3 separate regions of the Homo sapiens genome follow, and all the other regions are linked to region 2. Evidence: chromatin contacts called from ENCODE Hi-C or POLR2A ChIA-PET data. All regions are on one chromosome and are shown on one strand. Each heading gives the region's core, a stretch centred on a gene start or an enhancer-like site at or near the end of the contact. The rest is flanking DNA. Distances are from core to core; before and after follow the strand shown. Region 1 has its middle 22 kb from the start of ADIPOQ-AS1. Region 2 holds the start of DNAJB11 (DnaJ heat shock protein family (Hsp40) member B11). Region 3 overlaps ST6GAL1 (ST6 beta-galactoside alpha-2,6-sialyltransferase 1).

What was found. Hi-C counts contacts between places; a loop is a spot of excess contacts on that map. ChIA-PET counts read pairs that join two places held with the same protein, here RNA polymerase II (POLR2A). Pooled maps may share reads with other maps.
Region 1: a loop to region 2 is called in a pooled map, with 6 times the contacts of the local background. The contact joins the enhancer-like site here to the promoter of DNAJB11 in region 2. A Hi-C loop is called at or near these places in 5 of 50 pooled maps. POLR2A ChIA-PET finds 5 or more read pairs at or near these places in 4 of 52 experiments (B cell, activated CD4-positive, alpha-beta T cell and activated T-cell).
Region 3: a loop to region 2 is called in a pooled map, with 14 times the contacts of the local background. The contact joins the enhancer-like site here to the promoter of DNAJB11 in region 2. A Hi-C loop is called at or near these places in 1 of 168 maps with a recorded cell type or tissue (B cell), 1 of 37 single-sample maps with no recorded cell type and 6 of 50 pooled maps. POLR2A ChIA-PET finds 5 or more read pairs at or near these places in 2 of 52 experiments (PC-9 and Panc1).

What each region holds. Positions count from the first base shown.
Region 1 is chr3:186,881,400-186,884,661 of GRCh38, forward strand. No RefSeq gene overlaps it. Among named protein-coding and RNA genes, the nearest start is that of ADIPOQ-AS1, 22 kb to the left of the region's middle. Within about 2 kb of position 1,577, at least 2 of the 41 ENCODE cell types and tissues checked have a DNase peak (open chromatin) inside an H3K27ac peak, as active enhancers do.
Region 2 is chr3:186,569,219-186,572,462 of GRCh38, forward strand. DNAJB11 (DnaJ heat shock protein family (Hsp40) member B11) reads left to right here and starts at 1,502. Exons shown (of 10, transcript NM_016306.6): 1 at 1,502-1,747; 2 at 2,877-3,033. The coding sequence starts at 1,680. It also overlaps a transcript of TBCCD1 not described here. RefSeq lists a silencer at 1,514-1,753.
Region 3 is chr3:186,999,528-187,002,749 of GRCh38, forward strand. The region is part of intron 2 of ST6GAL1 (ST6 beta-galactoside alpha-2,6-sialyltransferase 1); the gene reads left to right. Among named protein-coding and RNA genes, the nearest start is that of ST6GAL1, 71 kb to the left of the region's middle. RefSeq lists enhancers at 1-624, 1,163-1,382, 1,393-1,442, 1,583-1,702. Within about 2 kb of position 1,409, at least 10 of the 41 ENCODE cell types and tissues checked have a DNase peak (open chromatin) inside an H3K27ac peak, as active enhancers do; they include B cell, where a contact is called at or near this core.

The DNA of each region.
Region 1 (3,262 bases), core at 327-2,826, 310 kb after region 2:
TCCGCCTCCTGGGTTCAAGCAATTCTTGTGCCTCCGCCTCCCAGTAGCTGGAATTACAGATGCACGCAACCACACCCAGATAATTTTTTTTTTTTTTTTTGAGATGGAGTCTCGCTCTGTCACCAGGCTGGAGTGCAGTGGTGCAGTCTTGGCTCACTGCAACCTCTGCCTCCCAGGTTCAGGTGATTCTCCTACTTCAGCCTCCTGAGTAGCTGGGATTACAGGCATGTGCCACCGTACCTGGCTAATTTTTGTACTTTTAGTAGAGACGGGGTTTCACCATGTTGGTCAGGCTGGTCTCGAACTACTGACCTCGTGATCCGCCAGCCTCGGCCTCCCAAAGTGCCAGGATTACAGGCATGAGCCACCGCACCCAGCCAGTTTTTGTATTTTTGTAGTGATGGGGTTTCACCATGTTGGCCAGGCTGGCGTCGAACTCCTGACCTCAAGTGATCTGCCCACCTCAGCCTCCCAAAGTGCTGGGATTACAGATGTGAGCCATCGTGCCCGGCCTAGATGTAATTTTTAGTCAACTTAAGCATGTGTAACCATATGCAATTATGCGCAAACAGTATAAATAGAGCTGATGTTAATCTCTAGCCCCGTTGCCTGGAGTGTTGGTGAAACTCTTTTATTTTGTAATCCTTTTTATATTTTAGTGGATGTTTCTATTGATTCTCTTCTGTACCCGCTGTTTCCTCTTTTATTGGAAGACACTAAAACAATTCAGAAATTTTTATAGGAATGCAGAGGATTCAAAATGTCTGAGTCGTGCTCTTCCAAAGCAAGAATCATGTCATAGCCATCTTTTTTTTTTCTTGTAAGAGCTTTATTGAAATATAGTTTACATACCACACAATTCACCCGTTTAAAGGAATCCCCTCTCCTGCCAGTCAATGCTTTTTGGGTTTCACAGAATTGTGAAACCATCAGTACAACCAATTTTAGACGAATTTTATCATCCCCAAAGGAAACCTCATACCTATCAGCAGCTACTCCTCATTTCCTCTGAAATCCTCCAGTCTTAGCTTTTACTAATCTAGTTTCTGTTCCTATAGATTGCCTAGCCTGGACATTTCATGTAATGCATTACACTATGATGTTTCACGACTGGCTTCTTTCACTTAGTATAATGTTTTGAAGGTTCATCCATGTTATAGCATTTACCAGTACTTTATTTCTTTCAATTGCTTAATACTCCCTTATGTGGATACACAGTAGTTTCCTCTTATCTGGGGGGCATATGTTCCGAGTTCTCCAGGGAATGCTTGAAACCACAGATAGCACCAAATCCTATATATACTATGTTTTTTTCTATATATAGATACTTAGGATAAAGTTTAATTTATAAATTATAAGATAAAAATAGAAATAAAAATAAATTAGGCTCAGTAAGATATTAACAACAGCAATAACTAAATAGAACAATTCATAAAAATATGCCAGCATCACTGCTTTTGTGCTTTAGGGCCATTATCAAGAAAAATATGGGTGACTTGAATACAAGAACTGTGATACTGTAACTGTCAATCTGATAGTTACTAAGTGACTAATGGTGTTATAGAGAACATAGATGCACAGGACAAAGGGATGATTCACTTCCTGGGAAGGATGGAGTGGGATGACATAAGATTTTATCATGCTACTCAGAACAAGACACAGTTTCAAACTTTTTTTTTTTTTTTTTGAGACAGCGTTTCCACTCTGTCACCCAGGCTGGAGCACAGTGGCTCAGTCTCTGCTCACTGCAACCTCTGCCTCCCAGGTTCAAGCAATCCTCCCGCCTCAGCCCCGCAAGCAGCTGGGACCACAGGCATGCGCCACCATGCCTGGCTACTTTTTGTATATTTTGTAGAGATGAGGTTTCACCAAGTTGGCTAAGCTGGTTTTGAACTCTGGGCCTCAAGTGATCTGCCTGTCTTGGCTTCCCAAAATGCTGGGATTACAGGAGTGAGCCACTGCACCTGGCCTGCACAATTTAAAACTCATAAATTGTTTATTTCTGGAGTTTTTCATTTCACATTTTCCCAATGCAATTGACTGTATGTAACTGAAACTGCAGAAGGTGAAACTGCGGATGAGAAGAAGCACTACTGTACTACATTACATTTGTCCATTCATTAGTTGATGGACATTTGGGTTGTTTTCACTTTGGGACTATTATGAATAATGCTGCTAAGAGCATTTGTGTACAAGTTTTTGTGTATGCATATATTTTCATTTCTCTGGGTATACATACACCTAGGAATGGTAACTATGTTTAACATTTCGAAGAACTACCAGGCTGTTTTCCAAAGTCACAAGACACGATTTCAAGATTTTTCTTTTTCTTTGAGACAGATTCTCCACTCTGTCACCCAGGCATTGTACCATTTTACCTTCCTGGCATCAGTGCATGAGAGTTTCAGTTTCTCTACATTCTCATCAACATTTGCTCTTATCTGTCTTTTAAATTATAACCATCCTAGTGGGTGTGAAGTGATATCTGATTGTGGTTTTGATTTGCAGTTCCTTGAGAACTAATGATGTTGAGCATTATTTTTGTGGTTACTGACCATTTGTGTATCTTCTTTGCAGAAGTGCCAATTTAGATTCTTGCTTTTATTTGTTTATTTAGTTAGTTTTCAAGACAGAGTCTCTCTCTGTCTCCCAGGCTGGAGTGCAATGGCTTGATCACGGATCACTGCAGCCTTGTCTTCCCAGGCTCAAGCAATCCTCTTGCCTCAGCCTCCCTAGTAGCTGGGACTACAGGTGTGTATCACCACGCCAGGCTAATTTTTGTATTTTTTGTAGAGACAGGGTTTTGCCACGTTGCCCAGGCTGGTCTCAAACTCTTCGGCTCAAGCCATCTGCCCATCTTGACCTCCTAAAGTGCTGGGATTACAAGGCTTCAGCCACCACTCCCAGCCTGCTAAGAGTTTTATGGTTTCACCTCTTATGTTTAGGTCTTTTATTTTATTTTATTTTATTTTTTAATTGATCATTCTTGGGTGTTTCTTGCAGAGGGGGATTTGGCAGGGTCATAGGACAATAGTGGAGGGAAGGTCAGCAGATAAACAAGAGAACAAAGGTCTCTGGTTTTCCTAGGGAGTGGTGATGACTCTTAACGAGCATGCTGCCTTCAAGCATCTGTTTAACAAAGCACATCTTGCACCGCCCTTAATCCATTTAACCCTGAGTGGACACAGCACATGTTTCAGAGAGCACAGGGTTGGGGGTAAGGCCACAGATCAACAGGATCCCAAGGCAGAAGAATTTTTCT
Region 2 (3,244 bases), core at 252-2,751:
CTAGCATGGAGTTGGGATTTTATTCTAAGTGCAAATGAAGAGCCATTCCAGGCTTTTAAACAGGGGAGTGACATGATTTGACTTTTATTTTTTATTTATTTATTTATTTATTTATTTTGAAACGGTGTGTCACTCTGTCGCCCAGGCTGGAGTGCAGTGGCAGGAACTCGGCTCACTGCAACCTCCACCTCCCAGGTTCAAGCAATTCTCCTGCCTCAGGCTCCCGAGCAGCTGGGGTTACAGGCGCTCGCCACCACACCTGGCTAATTTTTGTAGTTTTAGTAGAGACAGGGTTTCATCATGTTGGCCAGCCTGGTCTCAAGCTCCTGACCTCAGGTGCTCCGCCCGTCTCGGCCTCGCAAAGTGCTGATTACACTTTGGGTGGGTGAGCCACCGCGCCCGGGCTTTTTTTTTTTTTTTTTAAATCATGGAGTGAGGGACAGGGATGAGCAACATATATTAAGATATTAAGGAAGATATTAAGAGTGGGGGCAAGGAGGCCAGTTAGGAGGCCCTGGCCAGGTGAGAGATACACTGTGACCCAGAATCCTGGTAATGGAGATGTAGTGAACAGATTGAAGTATAGTTCAGAGGTAAAGAGTTGGATAGCTTATGCATGAAAGGAATAAAAACACCTAGAGCTTTGTCCTGATCAACTAGGTGTTGTGTAACTGCGATGAGCAAAATCGGGGGGAAGATGGGGAATCAAAGAGTTCTGCTTGAACCGTAATAATGGTTTTTACTCGTTGCCTGCTTACTATACGCCCGATGATTTACCGATTTTTTTCCCTGTTAAAATTCACAGAACTGCCAATAAGTGCTTTGCCTCAGTTTTGTTGATAAACTTAGGCTCAGACTTGGGAGGAGGGGAGGGGTGGGGGGTCTCACCACTAAGAAGCGGTGGAAGCCGAATCCGAACTTAAGTCGGTCTGTCATCACTGTAGCCTTTCCGAGACAGTTGTCTTATGGAGTTGCTTGGAGAACGTAAAATAAGAGGCCTAAGCAATGCGTCTGATGTACACCTGTCGTGGAATAACTGTTCCCGCTCATTCGGCCGCTGTACCTCTGCTCCCTCATTCGGAGCGTAGCTGGGTATGAATGAAATTCCGGGCTTGTAGCACAGAGAAAACTTCTCTCCCACAATTGGTTGGTGCTGGGGAGGAAGCTCCTGATTGGTGGAAAGTCCGAGGAAGTGGGCAAGCCGGAGGGATTTCGTGTACCTCAGGTGCCCTCACTCTGACCGGCCCCCTATCATTACGTAATTTTCTACGACTCGCGGTAGCTCAGGCAGAGCGGGTTCCTGCAGCGGCGCGACCCTCTGACGTCTCCGCTTCTAATTGGTCAAGAGCTGCGACTGCAGTTCTGAAGCCTAACTGGTTGCCCGTGCCGCCTCGGAGGTGAAGTGTACTGCGCTGATTGGCTTCCAGGCGCCGGCCGCGTGTGATGTCCCGGGCAACGATTGGCTCTCGCCTACCGGGGGCTTCTCTCACCGGGACTCGGGACTCCCGGGAAGTGGACCGGCAGAAGAGGGGGCTAGCTAGCTGTCTCTGCGGACCAAGGAGACCCCCGCGCCCCCCCGGTGTGAGGCGGCCTCACAGGGCCGGGTGGGCTGGCGAGCCGACGCGGCGGCGGAGGAGGCTGTGAGGAGTGTGTGGAACAGGACCCGGGACAGAGGAACCATGGCTCCGCAGAACCTGAGCACCTTTTGCCTGTTGCTGCTATACCTCATCGGGGCGGTGATTGCCGGGTGAGGAACAGACACTCGCAGACAACGGGGCCTGTGGGTCAGCCTTTGCTGGGGGGTGGGAGGGGGTGGGGGAAGTGGCATTGCCAGACTGACGGAGTGGAGAGGGGCATCGCTGTGGGTTGGCGGGGTGGCGGAGGAAGGGGTAGTATGGGCCAGGCTAGTGGGGTGAGAGGAGAACCGTGGGTGACACCAGTGAGAGGGCCTTAGGTCCAGAGAGGGTCTTAGGTAGAGCTAGATTTGCCCAGAGGAGTGGGAGTTGGATGCATTGCCAAACGGCATTTGGGGGATGAGGGAAAGAAGGTGGTTGCGAGCTGAAGCAGTGTCACGTAGAGCTGGGGAAGAAAGAGGGATGCCTGACTGTAAGGAAAGATAGTGACAGTGCCAGGCTGAGGTTGAGGGGATGGACGTTTGTTTGATCAAAGAGGTGAGTTGCTGTGCCCCGCTGAGGTGGAGAAGCGGACGATGCTCTATGCCAAGCCTTCGAAGAGCCATTCTGGGGCTGACATTAAAGTGGGTGGATGATGCCAGCCCGAGTTGGGACTGAACGAAATTGGATGCGGGATGGGAACAAGAAGATCTTTAGACAGCCCTTGTACTTCCCAGCTTCTTGAGCTATTTATTATCTTAAGTTGCTTCATCTTTAACATTCTGGCAGTGCTACTGTTAGGACATTTATGTGGCATAATCTTTTTAAAGAAGGAAAATCATCCTTTGAGAGTGTTATTTGACTTTTAGAAAAGTCAAAATCATTTGGAGCCAGTATAGGGAAAGGGGGGAAGAGTTAATTTGATTATATGGTTATTGCCTAAAGATAACATGAGACCATAAAATAAGGAAGTGGTTTTCTTGACCGAAGGTGGTTCTGAAAGAAAAGTGCCACAGATGTTTTGAATAATCCGAAAAGAAGTATATAGCCTCTTACTGTGATTACTTCAATATATAAGATTCATTACAAATTCTGGTGTTCTCTCTTTAGTCATTCTTTGTGTGTGTATGTGTCACATAAACCTTCATTTTTATACCTCTTTGCTCAGATACAAACCTAAATGTAGAGGAAAAATAAATCTTTTACTTTGAAAAATGTAACATGTAACTCTTTAATGAAGTATTCTCTCCCTCTACTTCCCAGACGAGATTTCTATAAGATCTTGGGGGTGCCTCGAAGTGCCTCTATAAAGGATATTAAAAAGGCCTATAGGAAACTAGCCCTGCAGCTTCATCCCGACCGGAACCCTGATGATCCACAAGCCCAGGAGAAATTCCAGGATCTGGGTGCTGCTTATGAGGTGAGTTGGGAAAAGTGATAAAGTACGAATAAAATCTGTAGCTCTAGAAAAAACATACAATACAGAGAAACACTCCTTTCAGCTCACATTTATTTATTTATTTATTTATTTTGAGACTGAGTCTCTATTGCCTAGGCTGGAGTGCAGTGGTGCAATCTCCGCTCACTGCAACGTCCACCTCCTGGGTTCAAGCAGTTCTCCCGCCTCAGCC
Region 3 (3,222 bases), core at 159-2,658, 430 kb after region 2:
CAGCCTCCCGAGTAGCTGGGACTACAGGAGTGCACCACTGCGCCTGGCTAATTTTGTATTTTTAGTAGAGATGGGGTTTCACCGTGTTAGCCAGGATGGTCTCGATCTCCTGACCTCATGATCCTCCCGTCTTGGCCTCCTAAAGCACTGGGATTACAGTCATGAGCCACCGTGTCCAGCCAAGACTACTATATTCTAATGGAGGGTAAGTGGAGTAGGAGGGCCATGTGCGTGCTCTGGGGGCAACAAACTTGGTGCTAAACTTGTTTTTCTTGTTTTACTCACAAACATTATGACAGCAGTAAAGATACACTTTTATTTATTTATATTTTTTTTAGAGACAGAGTCCTCCTCTGTTGCCCAGGCTGGAGTGGCTATTGTAGTTCACTGCAGCCTTGAACTTGTGGGCTTGGGATCCTCCTGTCTCAGCCTCCTGAGTAGCTGGGACTATAGGCGTGCACTATCACACTGAGCTATTTTAAGAACATTTTTGTAGAGTATGTTGGCCAGACGGATCTTGAACCTCTGGCCTCCAGCATTCTTCCTGCCTTGGCCTCTCAAAGTGATGGGATTCATAAGCATGAGTCATGGTGCCCAGCCAAGATACATTTTTAAAATGTATCCTGCCTCCTGACACATTACTGTTCACTTGTAACAATGGTCACTTGTAATCATAGTCTGTTTGCAAAGCAAGCTTTTAATAGAATTACAATTTTAGTGTTGACCAAAAGTTTATTTTGGGCCGGATGTGGTGGCTCACGTCTGTAATCTCAGCACTTTGGGAGGCTGAGGTGGGTGGATCACCTGAGGTTAGGAGTTCGAGACCAGCCTGGCCAACATGGTGAAACCCCATCTCTACTAAAAATACAAAAAAAAAAAAAAAAAATTAGCTAGGCTTGGTGGAGGTGCCCGTAATCCCAGCTACTCGGGAGGCTGAGGCAGGAGAATCGCTTGAACCCGGGAGGCCGAGGTGGCAGTGAGCCAAGATTTTGCCATTGCACTCCAGCCTGGGTGACAAGATCGAGACTCTGGCTCAAAAAAAAGTTTATTTTGTTTCTATAAACATTGTTTTTCATCTTTATAGTGCATGTCTTTTGTTAATGGCTTCATAGGCAATCGATGGACTTCTGGATCACAATTTTGCTTGTTCCTATGGCTAGATATTTAGGTTGTTCCAAATTTTCTCAGCATTACATTTGATGCTACAGTAGGCACCCACACATTTATGTTTCTTTTCTGTTTTTCAACTATTGTTGGTTGTTCTGAGGTATTTTCGTAAGGTTTCACTTCTGTTTTCCCAGCCATGAGTGATACATGAGCACAACTGTTTTGCTATTAATCACCAGCATTGGGTGTGAAAATTTACTCAAAGTTTTGCTAAATTTAACTGGAGTAGAAATGGGCCATGCATTTGTGCGTACTTCCCCAGATGCTTTTTAGAACAGTGCTTGTGTAACTGACCAGAGTGTCAGGTGAGGCCATTGTTGGCAGAAAGGTGCCTTCCTCGGGAGAAGGTGGGTTACACAGCTTTTCTTTGCAGATGAATGGTGAGAGCCAAACCCGAAGACCCACAGGTTTCAAGCTGGCCATGTGGCTTCACTAAGTTTGGCCTCAACTTCCCACAGTGGCACAGAAGCGAGGTAGAACTCAGTGTTCCTACCCGAACCCTGGACATTCTGAAATGTCCACAGCCCGAGGAAAGGGATGACCTGCATGTCACTTTCCATACCCTCCACTGCACATAGATCTGTCTCAGGCATTGAATCAGAGGGATGTGTGACTTTGGACAAATTATTTTACCTTTCTCTGCCTCATTTCTTCATCTAAAATCAGGTGACAGCAATGTCTCCCTGTAATATTGCAGTGGGGATTAAATCTGTTAATACTTGAAAAGTGCTGAGATCAGTGCCTGGCACATAAGTAGTGCTCAATAACTGTTGTAAACCTGGGTTTGGATCTCACTTCCATTGCTTTCTGGAGGCCCACTTTGGTCAAATGGCTGACCTTTCTGGACTTCAGCTTCATCTGTAAAATGGGATTATGGCATCTACTTCAGCATCATGTTAGGGGTTTAAGTGAGAAAATGCATTTCACACAGTGTCCTGCACATAAAGGGCCCACCATATATGTAATGAAAAACAAACAAACGGCCGGGCTCAGTGGCTCACTCCTGTAATCTCAGCACTTTGGGAGGCCCAGGCGGGCAGATCACGAGGTCAGGAGTTTGAGACCAGCCTGGTCAACATGGTGAAACCCCGTCTCTACTAAAAATACAAAAATTAGCCGGGTGTGGTGGCGCGCGCCTGTAATCCCAGCTACTCAGGAGGCTGAGGCAGGAGAATTGCTTGAACCCGGGAGGCGGAGGTTGCAGTGAGCCGAGATCACGCCACTGCACTCCAGCCTGGACAACAGAGTGAGACTTTGTCTCAAAAAAAAAAAAAAAACCCAAAAACAAAACAAACAAACAATGTTTTTAGCTTTATTTTCTACTCTACCAAAGAGAGAGCTTTGTTGCCTTATATTGGTGTTGTAATTAGCTGTTAGATCTGACCATATTTTCTGTTATGGTGTATTTTTAAGTCCACATTCTAGGTTTAAGGCCATCTTGAAACAAATGGGAGGCAAATCAACATTTTCGTGTGTCTGAAGCTTTTAATGTAATTTTGTTTTGGAGATGAATGAGCTCATAATTCCACAAAGAAGGGATGATATTTCATATACTTATTAGTTTAGTGATTTCCCTCCCACACTTAGTGTCAAACTGTCAGGTTTATGGAAGCTATCAAATGTTTCTTTATGCTCAGCAGCACAGATCAAAGTTGTCTACATGATAAGGTAAAAAACATATTCTTTAGGAAATGCAAAGAAATGACCCAAAAGACCCTTGAGCACAGCTCATTCCTCTCCCTGGTCTGTCCAACTTTCCCTCAGGAAAAGTCAATGTAGTCATTATGTCTGGAAAATGCCAAGGACTTCTTTCCCTCATTTTTTACATGGCCTTGCACTCTGTGAGGCATTGGCTGGGAGGTTCATTGTGGCTTTCTTGCCGCTAAGCATCTCCTCTCTGCCAACATCTCATCAATTCCTGTCTGTGCCAATTACCTTTGCTTAGGATTTGGGGTGAGGAAAGTTGTGTGATTTGTCTGTTTCTGTTTCTGGGTAAAATCTCAACTCTGGGCGTATCAGCAGAAAGGGTTCTGAAATGTCCCTTGATTCAGATGA